2 separate regions of the Homo sapiens genome follow, and region 1 is linked to region 2. The links are chromatin contacts, found by Hi-C or POLR2A ChIA-PET in ENCODE. All regions are on one chromosome and are shown on one strand. Each heading gives the region's core, a stretch centred on a gene start or an enhancer-like site at or near the end of the contact. The rest is flanking DNA. Distances are from core to core; before and after follow the strand shown.

Region 1 (7,113 bases), core at 966-3,465, 120 kb after region 2:
AACCTGGGAGGCAGAGGATGCAGTGAGCCGAGATCATGCCACTGGACTTTAGACAGGGTGACAGAATGAGACTCTGTTTCAAAAAAAAAAAGCGGTAGCAGGAAAGGCCAGCTTGGTATCCTGTGCTGAGCAACCAGACCTGGCCCCACTCAGGGCAAGCATCGGGTGCTCTCCCACCACTAAGGCCAACAGCAGCTGCTTCCAAGTCTGATGCTATCAGGCAACACTCTCAACATCTTCCTCGCTCAGGTGTCCAAAGGGCCCTGGCCAGCCGGACACTGGGCTCAGTGTGCCCGGGAGGGAGCAACTGGGCCTGTGGCCTGCACCCCTTGGTCAGCCCAACTCGGCCACCCTGAGCAGGACTGAGGGCTGCCCCAAAGCTTCATAATCGGGGTGGTTGCAAATTACATTCTAGGCTGTGTTAGGACTACGTATTGCAAACATTTTTTTTTCCCTTTTTTGCAAGGTGGATGGATGAAAAGAGAGAGAGAGAGAGAGATAAAGGAGCATGGGCAAACATTCACTGTAAAATCCCAGTGGTGGATATAGGTGTGTTTGTGTTCATTGCACAATCCTTTCCACTCACCTATAGGTTTGAAAATTTCAACAATAAAGGATGGAAGAAAACCAAATAACTAAAGAAGAAAATTATGCTTAGACATAGACAATCAGAAGTCATGATACATCCTGGGTGACAAGTGACTGATGAGAGGGACAGACCAAGCCCTTGGGCTGCAGGGAGTCAGAGGGGCTGGTCATCAGGGAAGGCTTCCAGGATGAGGTGCCCTATGAACAGGGCTGTGAAGGACAGGTGGGCTCGGCCCTTCAAGGTGAGGCAGGGCTTGCAGGGTGCCTACGCCCCACCTGGTCCCACCTCTGCACAGGGCGCCCAGAACAGGAAGTGGCTCCTGGAGGGCCTGGGGGTTCTGCTAAGAGCCTCAGACACCTGCCAGGCTTAGAAGGGAGGCTCCTGCCAAAACCCTCCAGCCATGTGTGGGGGATGGGCTCAGGACTGGCCTGGAGCAGTGAGCCCAGCAGAGGCCTCTGCCAGGCTGCATATGAGGCCTAGGACTGAATGGGGGAGTCTGGGCTGCGTGCCTCCCTCCCTGGCCTCCTTCCTGGGCTCCCTGGAGCCCTCCTGGTTTCTTGGTGGCAGCCTGCTGAGAGGGCTTATTCTGTTGCATTTAGGTTCCAGGTTCCTGCCTTGGCCTTTCCCTGCTGTGACTGTCACCCTCCATGTGGGGCAGCTTTGCCCAAGTCAGCCAACAGCTGACAGGTCAGGGCTGTGACTGCCGGGCCACGTGAGCAGAGGCAGAGGGCTGAGCTGGTGGGCAGAGGGCACCTGTCACCTCAACTCAGCTGCCACCAGGGAAGAGTGACGACTCACATCCTCACCTGGGGTTGACAGGACTGCTCAGACGCCACAGCCTGTGCATGTCCAGGGGACATCGTCAGAGGAGCACAGCTAGCACACTGGCTGCACGACTGAGCAGCTTTAAACCAGGAGCAGCAGAAAGAGACCCCAAGTGGGAGGGGAGCTCTCTCTACTCCACCCCCATCCTCAGCTCTGCATCGGGGAGAGGTGAGTGGGGTCAGAGCCCAGGACCAATCATGGAAGTGTCAGCACAGCTCCTGTTTCTGGGACCTACCAGCTCCCAGCCCTGTGCCAGTCCCTGCACAGCTCAGTGCCCTGGGACTCACGACAGGCCTGACAGCATCCTTTCTGTTCATGGGAGGCACCTCTGGAGCTCGCTGACATTGGACAATTTGCTCCTGGTCGTGTGCCCATGGAGAGCAGAGCTGACATGGACGGTGTGTCTGTCCTCACAGCCTACTGCCAGGGCACCCTGCAGTGAGGAACTGGGAGGCCAGAACCCAGCTGCTGCTCTGGGCCAGCAGCACCCAGTCTCGTGCTGTCCCCATGGAGGGAGGACACCCAGGGCTCTCTTCCTCTCCAGCAGCCGCATTTGCATAAATGCCGGCCATGCGGAGTCCCAGTGCGCACAGGTGGAGATCAGGACAGACAGGGGTCATCACAGAGGACCACACAAGGCTGTCACCACCCATGCTGGGTACCCAGATGGCATGAGGTCACCCTTAATTCCAGACAGTAGGGACAGATGCTGGGATTGATCTTGTGGGACTGAGGTGAGCCGAGGGTGTTTGTGTGGACACCTTTGTCGGGCTATGGAGGTTTCCTTCTGCTCCCAGGGTGCTGTGGCATGTTGACGCCCCCACTTCTTGTTCTTCATCCTCTGAGATAACCGCTTGGTTCCTGTTTCCCGTTTTGTTGATGTGGTAAATTTCACAGCTATTTCACCTTCTGCACCTGCCTGGCCTTCCTGGGAGGAGCCCTGGCTGCTCCTGCCCTGTGGTCTGGGTTAGCTGCTGCTCCATGCCATTTGCTAGTGTTTTCCTGTGAGCTTCTCACACATGTCTTTTCTTGCTTTAGGGTTAAACTTATTGTTGTGAGGTAACAACACACTAATTGTACACAAGTACTCACACTGCCACCTCTGCATACTCCCCCCACACCAATAGACACTCACATTCACACTCATGTGGGCCACACATCCACACCCACCCACCCATGCACACTGGACCACAAACACACTCAACCCACCCTATACCACACACATCACACCACACACCACACACCCGAAGCACACACACCCACACACCACACACATACATAAATAGCAAACACACATACACCAAAAATACCAAAGACACACCAAACATCCCATACACACACCACACACATCACACATGCACCACACACTCCCCACTCCCCCAACACACACCCAGCACACCCCACACACACAACATAAACAGCAAACACATATACAGACACCATACACACACAGCCATGGCACACACACCCACCTCCCACTGAATGCACACACAAACTATACATACATGCCATTACACCATTTCCTTCCCTACATGCCACACGCACAAGATATCCCCATGTAGACACCCACAAATGACACACACAACACGCCCAAACACTCTAGTCCCACTGTACACACACACACCACAGACACACATAAATAGTAAACACATATACACCACAAACAGCAAACACACACCACACATCCCATACACACACACCACACACAAGCAGTCCACTCCCGACTCCTCCACACAACAAACACACACTAGACACCACACACCAGGTACCCTTCCCACACACTTCCACAGCACCCCAGCTTATGCCACATACTCTGCACATAACCCACACACGCATGCATATATGCCCCCTACACACACTCACACCCCCACACATATACAGCACATACCTCCTCGGCTCCCACACCACATACACCCACAATACAACACACACAGATGCATCACTCATGCACACCCCACACACACCACACTCACAGCACATATACACACCCCACACACAGATCACATACACATTTACACAACACACAGACCACATATTACCCTCCCCCACAGACTTCACACACATCAAGCTTCCCACAGCACAACTTCCCACACATACTACACATACTGCACCCACACAAACTACATACACACATACCACACACACCAAACACATACACACCACATACACACACCACACTCACACACTCCCCACACACATCCTCCCCCACACATACCAAACAAATGCACACACTCCATACACACATGCACTAGTGCACACCACCCTTTGGCTACCCCAGGGCCTCCGCAGCTCTCACCTCCTACACACGCAGAGGAAGGCTCCACCGATGTCACATCAAGACAGGTCTTTGACGTGAGCTGGAACACAGGAGGGGTGGGGCGGGGCAGGGAGAGTGAGCCAGGCCCCCAGCCCCTCATCTCCACCCACTCACGGCATCAATGGTGCTTCTCAGGGCCTTGAAGCCATTCTCCACTGCAAACACATGGTCCGGAATGCCTGCCATTGCTGTTATCTACAGAGAGCAGAGCTAGCTTGGACCCCCAGCCCAGGGGTGAGGATGCAGCAGACCCCCAGCCCAGAGGACAGCGTCCTGCTCCCATGCTTTGGGGGCAGCAGAATGCCAGGCTCTGAGGGCCACAGCTTTCTCCAGCCAGCAGCCCACTCTCAGGGAGTGTCTTCCGCCCTCCCCTCTGGTGTGGTGGGATTTATACGACACGTGTCATTTCTGCAATAGTCATGGGGTGGCCCAACTCACTTGGGGCAGATTAGATGACCCTTCCCAGGGTGGCCCTGGAAAAGCCACCTGGGATGCCTTTCCCTACTCTAACCCTAACCTGATCACAAGGCTCCATATTGGTGCCTGGTTAACCTGTTTGGAATTACTGGGTCTTTCCTATAATCAGCCACACCCAGGGTGTAAATGGTGGCCCCCAGGCTCTAAGCCCTTTCAGCATAAGGGAAAGAAGGCATTGAGTATTAATTACCAAAATACATGAAGCAAAATGCTGATAAATATGAACTGAACTCACTTCTTTGAGAGTGTCCAAAAATGGATGTTTCATCATTGTTCCATTGGTCATTGCAATAATCATGCTGGAAACCTTGTTGTCTGCAGGAGAAGCAAGGAGTGGCCTGCTTAGCAAAGGCCCCAGAAGTGACCTCCAAAAGCTCTTGTGTTGGGAGAAGAGCTGAGTGTTGGGAGAAAAGCTGGGGCAGGGCTTGCATGTTTGCTAGACTTGCTGGCTCCTTGCTTTTAGCACTCCCATTATCTCAAGCAGCTGTATGTTTCTCATTCACTTGATACACTGTTTCCTTTCAACCCCCACATCCTCACGGGTTCTTTGTTTGAGCACCAATAAACAGCATGGGCTCGCAAAGCTCAGGGCCTTTGCAGCCTCCACACTTGCGGTGGCCCCCTGGTCCCACTGTCTCTCTCAAACTGTCTTTTTCTCATTCCTTTGACTCCGCCAGACTTTGTCGCTCCCACGATCTGGTGTTGGGTCTGATCACCCCAACACTCCGGGACCCCTGTGGGATGCTGGGCCTGTAGCACTGATCACTCCAGGGCATGTCCAGGTGCCTCCACCTCATCCTCCAGGGGAGAGGCTGCCAAGAGCCAAGCACCTGCTACCCAGAGACCCCTAGAGTGAGGGAGGTCTCAGCCCAGCACCCATTTTACAAAGGAGGAGCTGAGAGGGGGAGGCCCCTTCTCATCAGGCTGTCTGAACCCTCACCCGCTAGCAGCCTGCACTACCTCTGCCTGAGGGCAGCTCCAGCCAGGACTCCACAAGCACAGGCCTGTCGCACAGGCAGGGGGAGGAGCAACTGGGCTCTCCTGTGGGCAGAGCCTGTGGGCAGCCCTACCGGCATCTCTGGGACCAGGAATACAGGACTCCGGGTCAGTGGCACCGGGGCGGGAGACCCCACGGCCACCTCAACGCCTTTCCCCACCAACCCTGCCTTTTCCTGACAAGAGCTGCAGGCACACAGTGGGGAGGGGAGTCAGCGGCTGTGGACAGCCTTCTGCATCATCTGAGACACACTCAAGGGATGCAAGTCACTCAGAGGGGAAACGAGGAAGGGAGGAGGAAGACTAAGGTGTGTGCAAGGGGGCAAACTCCTTGGCTCTTCTCTTGTCCTTTTCACACAGCCCAGCTGGAGGGCAAGCACCTCAGGGTTATGAGCACCAGAACTGCACACGCAGGATCCCACACAGTTCTCAGAACTCCATGGGGCGAGGGCTTACTATGCTCATTGCACCAGGGAGGGACCTGGAGCTCAGAGCAGGTGAGCAACTTGCTCCAAGAGGCAGGGCAGGTGTGGCCTTGCAGAGTCTGCACACAGAGCTCTCTGAGGCTCACGCCCAGCTCTGTTCCCCCTACAGGACCACCATGGGGACAGCAGGTGCTTAAACCTGGAGTTGAAATTTTCTAACTGCCGAATTGCCTGCAAGAAAATGAAGAAATATCTAGCCTGGACAGTGAAATGTTCCCACTGATGCTCTAAGACCTTGTCAACTAGAATCGATTCTTGGAGCTCAAGGGTGGTATACATTTCTAAATCCTGCCTGCATGGACGTGTGTCCTTCAGGCACCATTTTCTGAAGCTTGTCGAGACCCTCTTTTATTTTCTTCCTTAAAAAACTCCAAAAAGGTGGTTGACGTGGAAAGACATGGACTGTTAAAAATTAGCTCCCAAGCTCTCTGGGTGCCACTGTTAACTGTGCAAGGCCTCCTGGATGGAGGAGGAGGCCAAGCAAGGGCTCTGCCCTGCTCATTCCTCACTGTGACATTGACCATAGACTTCAGGCCTTGTGATCTCATCCCAGTTCCAGGGAATGCAGGCCTGGGGAATCTCACCAGGGCCCCACTTAGACCATCTCTGGTGACAGTGGGAGCTTCCGATGGATGAGCAACTGTGAGTCAGCAACTGCAATGGGGCCGACATTCCTAACCCTAACCCTAAGCCAGAACCAGGAATGGGCAACTGAGAGTCAGCGACTGACAATGGGGTTGACATTCCTAACTCTAACTCTAACTCTAATCTTCATGCTAACCCTAACCCTGAACCGGGGATGGGCAACTGAGAGTCTGCCACTGACAATGGGGTTGACATTCCTAACTCTAACTCTAACTCTAACTCTAACCCAAACCGTAACCCTAACAAGGGTTCTCTTGTGTTGGACACTCGATCCTTTAACAGGTAGGGCTGCATTTGGGAAAAGTCATCCTGCTAAGCCCCCAACCCTACACCCAGCCCCCATGGCCCTAGACTCCTGAACCTGATTCAGTTTCCTCCTCTCTCTTTACCCTGCTACAGGAAATACCAAATCTGCTTAATTAGACTGCCTGGCCTCTTTGACTTCCTGTGCCCTTGAAACAAAAAGACCAAAGGCTGGAGAGGCAGCCCTGATGGCTGTGCATGCACGGTCTGAACACTGATCTGCAGACTGGCTGGGGGATATAGCCTGTCAGCTGCTGTTAAAACAGACAAAATGGGCTGGGGCAGCCAGAACTGGCTCTGGTGGCAGGACTGGGACAGGCTGGGGACTTAGGGTCAGGCTAATCCAATGTGACAGGCTGAGCCTGCACAGCAAGGCTGGGCAGAGCATGGACCCTGAAGGCTGGCTTCCCACTGCGGGCAGAGAGTCCCTGCCATGGCCGGAGCTCTGAGAGCCCTGCCTGCCCAGCTCAGGAGGG
Region 2 (6,559 bases), core at 1,796-4,295:
TCATTTGGTACCTCTTCTGCAGAAATCTTAATTAAGATCCAACCAGTGAGGACTGACTGCCCTCACCCCTATTTGCAACTAACTCCTCCTCCTTTACATGCAAATAAGGTTAATGAAACCACAAACTATCCAGTCACAGAAGCTGAAGTACACCTGAACATATACCTGAAGTTCACCTTCAGTTCCCTCTCCCCTATACCAAGTTCTCTGAAATCTACATCCTAAATTTTAAATCCATCCCTTCCTCATACTCTTTAAACACATCGCTTACTAGACAACTGCCATTTGTTTCTTGCAACTAGTCTCCCTGTCTACAGCCTTGACTATCCAGTGTTCTACAAACTACAAATGACCAGTCATTTTTCAATGAAATAACACAGACAATATAAGAATGCATCACACATAGAAAGATTAAGTATTATTTCATGAAACATTTATTTCAGTTATAAATATGGCTTATTTGCCAGGTTACATATATTTCTTACTCTGTGTACTGGATAAAATTTATGCTGTGGGTTGCAGTTAGGAAAGTCCAAAAGCCACTTTTCTAAAATATTAACCAAATGGTATTCCCACGCTTAAAAGCTTTTTAGTGGTTTCTCCATTAACCACAGAATAAGGTTGAAATTCCTTAAAATGGAATTTGAGTTTCTTCATAAGCTCCTGTCTGCCACCCAGCCTCATCAGACACTCCTCTGTCATCTTATGCTCCAGTCTTACCAACTTTTGCATGTCTTATTCCCTCTGCGTGTATAATTCTTTCTCCTCTTGATTTATACAGCAAATCTTCCTCATCCTTCAAGGCCTAGTGCAAGTCTACTTGGTACTGTCCCTAAGTTCGAAGACATCTAAGTGTACACTCTTCACCAGAGAACTGCCCGAGCTCTGCCCAGCCTCTTACACTGTTAATGAATGCATCCTTTTTGAAATGCTCTCCTTTGTCTGACACAACACGAGCCAGGCTTTCCTCCCACCTCTACAGCCGCTTCTCTTCAGTCTACTCTTAAACTTTGGTGTTCCTAAGGCTTCTGCCCTAGGTCACCTTTACTTTCTCTACATGTTTATGTTATCTATGCCCATAGCATCCATTATAATGTTTATGCCATGAACTCCCCAATCTACTTCTCCAGCACAGAAATATTTCTTCTCAAGTATCCCATTCTTTCATGAATCCATCCCCTTCCCTATTGCCAGCATCCAGGCCTAAGCTACAATTATTTCCAACCTAGATTAACTCCTTAACTGAGTCTTGATGCTCCACTTGAGTTCCTTTTCAATCCATTCTTTATTTTCCACACACCAGCCACACAGACTTTTCAACAAATAAATAAGTCTAATCAAGTCACTCCCCTACTAAAAACCCTTGAGTAGCTTATCAATGCCCTTAGAGTTCAAAATCCTTAGCAATGTCTACATATCCAATTTGATCTGACTTTTCTGTACCACCCTGCAGCCTCATCTCTCACACTCTCTTGCGTTCACTCTATATATCAATTGCACTCCTGTTTTTGTTTTGTTTTGTTTTGTTTTGTTTGAGGCGGAGTTTCGCTCTTGTTGCCCAGGCTGGAGTGCAATGGTGCCCTCTCGGCTCACTGCAACCTCCGCCTCCCGGATGCCAGTGATTCTCCTGCCTCACCTGCCTCAGCCTCCGGAGTAGCTGGGATTACAGTTGCCCGCCACCACGCTAGGCTAATTTTTTGTGTTTTTAGCAGAGACGGGGTTTCACCATATTGGTAAGGCTGGTCTTGAGCTCCTGACCTCAGGTGATCCACCCGCCCCGGCCTTCCAAAGCGCAGGGATTACAGGCAAAACCACCGCGCCCGGCCTCCATTGCACTCCTGAAACACTTCTTACTTCCTCTTCATCTAACTCCTACTCATTCTACAGTCCTCAGAATAAGCATCTCATCTTCTGGAGGACTATTTTCGATTCCATAAATTCAGTTAGGTAAAACAATCTGTCTTTCATCTATCAGAACATCCATTACCTTTTATTATATTAACTTTTGCTATCGTCTATCTCTCCAGATAGATTTTAAGGTATGAAGGCAGAGGCCAAGTTTCTCTCATTCAACACTGTATACCAGGGACGGGTACAATGCCAGCTTAGACTAATAGCTCTGCACCCTGGGACCCAGAATCTGCACAAGTGAAGTTGTTTTCTTCCTATCTAGAGGCTGAAGCGCCCTACTGTTTTACATACACAATTAGATCTCCTTGACGACTAAGGCAATTTCTCAATCAAACCTGAAGAAGCAAACAGGTGGTGGAGTCTCCTGCCATTTTCCGCCCTGTGAGTGACTGCTCATCAGAGTTTCTCACATCAATCGCACTGGGAAAAATGCGGCCCCATTCACCCACTAGTGGCTTTGGTAGCTCAGCAAGTGGACCTCAGAGTGATGATGCACACAAGACCAGAAAGGAGTGACTGGAGTCCCTGAGACCAGAAGGTTCGGGCCGAGGCGAAGGACAAAGATTTTTATTTTCCCACGTACCAAGCGAGGTGGCGCTGCCTCTGTGCTGTCCCGCCTGCCCTGGGACGCAGGCTGGCGAGGACGGTGGGACCCTGAACTGCACGTGAGCGTCCTTGGGGTCGAGGACGCGCCTCTGCCTGCTCGGAAAGCTCCGGGCGTCCGAAGCAGCCGGCGAAGTTGTAGCGGCGCCCCAGCGGGGTCGCTTGGTGCAGGGTTCACAGCCGGGGCCCGCATTCATGCTGGGACCAGCAGCGCACTGTCCCCGGGCCGGCCCCGGGCGGAGAGCCTCATTTCACTAACCTGAGAGAGATGGACTGCGCGTCCTTCTCAGCGCCTGCCTGCACCATTCCCTCTCTGCCGCTGCCTGCTTCTGCAATTGCTGATCCGCCGGCCTCCCAAGTCAGGCCGTAAACACTCGCCTGCTTTCTCTCTTCCACTGGCACCCCACCTGCCTCAATGCGCCGCTTTGATTCGGGATTCGTTCACTTTCCCACCACCGGAAAGCTGCCGTCAGGCGCTTCCAGCTTCCGGGGCGCACATTGCCGCAAAGCGGAAGTGTGGCGCTTAACGGGAACCGGCGCCCGGAAGGTCAGCGTGTGAAGTAGGCGCTGGCAACGCGGGGTTACCCGCTGTTATTGAGGAGTAACGGCCCAGCGGACCACCCAGGCTTGAGGCAGCGGCGGGAACCACTCGGTTTGCTGCGATACCATGGAAGGAGGCGGGGGAAGCGGCAACAAAACCACAGGGGGATTGGCCGGCTTTTTCGGAGCCGGCGGAGCAGGTTACTCGCACGCGGATTTGGCTGGCGTCCCGCGTAAGTATGGGGCCTAGCTTGCGATTATTTCTGACTGGTTTTTGCGTCTACACTAAGTTGCGCGTCCCATGTTTTATGTTGTTGTTTTTTTTTTCCTTGCTGGCATTTACAAGCTTAAGTACCAGTGGTGGGGTTAGTGTATCTGCATGGCTGCTCTTTCAAGATAGAAAGGCCTAAAAAAGGGCCACGGATCTCCTGGGGAAGCTGTCCGTGATTGACCTGGACTCGCGAGATGATGCATGTTTTCTTAGGTTTATATCCAAGCCTCCTACGTTTTGTGTGTGGTGGGCCGTGTGATTGACCCTTGATTAAGAGTAGAGCCGAGCTTTGGGAGTAAATGTATTCCAAATAGCAAGCCCGTAGTTAACTTTTTAGTACACAGCGACATATTCTGAGCCTCCAAGTAGCCGTCAGGGCAGAATATTCAGTAATATTGTTTGTAAGTGAGAAATAAATGACTTGGGACAGGCTAGGAAACCTTCTTTAGGAGCTAGGAAGTAAGCTGAACTTTAAAGGTGATATATAGACATGAAGAAAGAAGCCAGGTAAGAATTATAGAAACGGAAATAGGCAACATCAAGGTATACAGAGGCATAAATATCTTGCCTTTGCCTCTCCTCGGTCTTGTGAAAATGTTTTCCAGAACTTTGGTACTTTGTAACTGTGGTTGTTCAACTAGATAAATACAACTTGGACCTAAAGATAGGCAGTTGGTCGTGGATAAAGCCTTTACGAAAGTACTTTCTTTTTAGAGAATCCTTGTAATATTTCTCTAGGTATTTTATACTAAGGAACAACAACAACGAAATATGTTCAGACTGTAGTGCAAAAAAATATAAAAGACCTTTCATTTCCCTGGTGTCACCTTTGTCAAAAAACTGAATCTACAACACATGGTGTTTTGTTTCGTTTTTTTGTTTGTTTGTTTTTAGAGTCAGGACCTCGTTCTGTCACCCATATTGGGGTGCGGTGGCATGATTATAGTTCACTGAAGCCTCGCACTCCTGAGCTCAAACAATCCTCCCCTCTAAGCCTCCTAAGTAGCTGGGACTCTAGGTACGTACCACCACGCCTGGCTAATTTTTTTTTTTTTTTGACTTATTGTGGAGATGGGGTCTCCCTGTGTTGTCCAAGCTGGTCTCAAACTCTCGAACTCAGGCCATCCTCCTGTCTCGGCCTCCCAAAATGCTGGGATTCCTAGGCCTGAGCTACTACTTTACCTGTTTAGAACACAGTTTCATATTAATCTTAGTATCTCTGAGTTTCAGAGCACAAAGGGCATATACACTTCCTTAATGTGACAATATTGTTAAATTAATTTGATTAAGATTTGAAGGTAAATTGGGGGACCAGGGAATGAACACCATTTACTGAGCTTTTACAGTGTGCTAGCTACTTTTCTGGGGGCAGGACTATAGTGGTTTTTGTGGGGGTTTTTTTTGTTTTTTTTTGAAAAGAGGACTCTTGCGCTCACAGAGCTTACATAATACTGAGGTAAACCAACAAACATAAATTAAAACATTGCCGTTAGTGATAAGTGCTGTAAAGGGAATAAAGCAGAGTCTTGAGATTGTGATGGAAGCAGGATGCCATTTTAGAGCCGGTTAGGGAAAACATCTCAAGGGAGTTGACATTTGAGCTGTGACCCAAATACAGTACAAATGCTTGGGAGGCAAGTATCCAGGAAAATAGCTAGTGCAAATGTCCTGAAACAAAACAAATTTGGCAGGTTTAAGGAACAGCTCTTAGGCCAGTCTGTCTTCGTAGTTACAAGGGAGTTGGATCCATTGAAGTTTGTGAAATCAGAGAGGTAGGGAATGACAGCTAATGTAGGATTTTGTAAGTTATGGTAAGGAGTTTCGATTTTCTTAAGACAAATCACTGTAGTTGCTATGTAGACAGTGAATTGAAGGGGTAAGAGAAAGCAAGGAGTTAGGAAATTGTTGCTGTGAGATATGATGGTTGGACTAGGATGGTAGCAATAGAGAAGATAAGTAACACAATTCAAAATAGATATTAAAAATAGAACAAGCAGGACTCCTAATTGATGAAAAGATAGAGGCATGGGTGATGCATAGGTTTGTAAATAACTGCTGAGATACAGAAGGATCCAAAGATGATAGGTTTTACTGTTTTCAATGTTAGTGAATTCAGGTCTGGCCCTCTCAAAGTTTGTGTTTTCTTTTGCACAGACCCACATACCTGTGGTAATGACCCAAGGATTCTCAACCTTGCCACAGTAAATCAATCGTTAATAGTAATATGTGAAGGAACTGCCTTGAAATAGTTAGATACAACATGTACACAGTCAGAAAACCCAACCCAACCACTGTTTTTCCCATGGAATTGATTAGTCTTTTTTCAGTCTTATTTTGTAATTTACATAGTCACCAAGCATTCTTGGAGTAAAGTGAAAGAAATTAGCTTTGTAAATGGCCTGGACTACACTTCCTGTAAGTTCAAAAATCAGATCTATGACACTGCAATTATCTTATTGGTGTAAAAGCCTGAGCCACCAGTGGAAGACCTGGTTTGGGATTGAGGGTCTCAGGATGAGTCAGCCCCCAAACTGACAGATAGGGAGGATAAAATGGGAAAAAATTTTCCGCCTTCAGTGAGCCTATAAAAATTGCAAACACATGTAACAGTCAGGAGCTGGATTAACTCTAACTGGATTAACTTAAAGAATTTTGTTGCAATGTGACATTTTGTTTTCTCTCTAGTAACTGGTATGAACCCTCTGTCTCCTTATTTAAATGTGGATCCACGATACCTCGTGCAGGTAAGATTAAGATTTTACTAGTTTGGTGCATTATTTTACCATTTTAAAAAAAACGCCAAGTGCTATGCTGACTTGAACTATGACATACACTTTTGGAGGCAGTAAGTCTCTGGTCTCCATTCACCCTTTTTTCCTCACAAACACCAGGAGCTTGGCCTGCATCTCTCTGAAACCAGTTAACTCCCTTCAAAAGCTTATTTTTTAAAACCAGAGCAGAATTAATTTTTGAAAGCACCCCAATAAAAGTATTGGGATGCCTAGTTACAAAGTGTGTGGGGTTTTTTGTTTGTTTGTTTGTTTGTTTTTGAGCCAGAGTTTTGCTTTTGTCCTCCAGGCTGGAGTGCAGTAGCGCGATCTCTGCTCACTGCAACCTCAGCCTCCCAAATTCAGGCCATCCTCCTGCCTCAGCCTCCCAAGTAGCTGGGACTACAGGCGCCCACCACCACGCCTGGCTAATTCTTGTGTTTTCAATAGAGACGGGGTTTCACCA

What was found. A loop is a pair of places that touch in the nucleus more often than their neighbours do. ChIA-PET counts read pairs that join two places held with the same protein, here RNA polymerase II (POLR2A). Pooled maps may share reads with other maps.
Region 1: a loop to region 2 is called in a pooled map, with 2.5 times the contacts of the local background. The contact joins the enhancer-like site here to the promoter of TIMM23 in region 2. A Hi-C loop is called at or near these places in 2 of 50 pooled maps. POLR2A ChIA-PET finds 5 or more read pairs at or near these places in 2 of 52 experiments (BJ and activated CD4-positive, alpha-beta T cell).

Annotation. Positions count from the first base shown.
Region 1 is chr10:46,090,361-46,097,473 of GRCh38, forward strand. No RefSeq gene overlaps it. Among named protein-coding and RNA genes, the nearest start is that of MSMB, 48 kb to the left of the region's middle. RefSeq lists a silencer at 1,179-1,473 and enhancers at 6,699-6,993, 6,719-7,013. Within about 2 kb of position 2,216, at least 6 of the 41 ENCODE cell types and tissues checked have a DNase peak (open chromatin) inside an H3K27ac peak, as active enhancers do.
Region 2 is chr10:45,969,444-45,976,002 of GRCh38, forward strand. It overlaps TIMM23 (translocase of inner mitochondrial membrane 23), which reads left to right and starts at 3,046. Exons shown (of 7, transcript NM_006327.4): 1 at 3,046-3,287; 2 at 6,011-6,069. The coding sequence starts at 3,182. It also overlaps the pseudogene PARGP1-AGAP4 and the pseudogene PARGP1. RefSeq lists enhancers at 2,530-3,220, 2,737-2,866.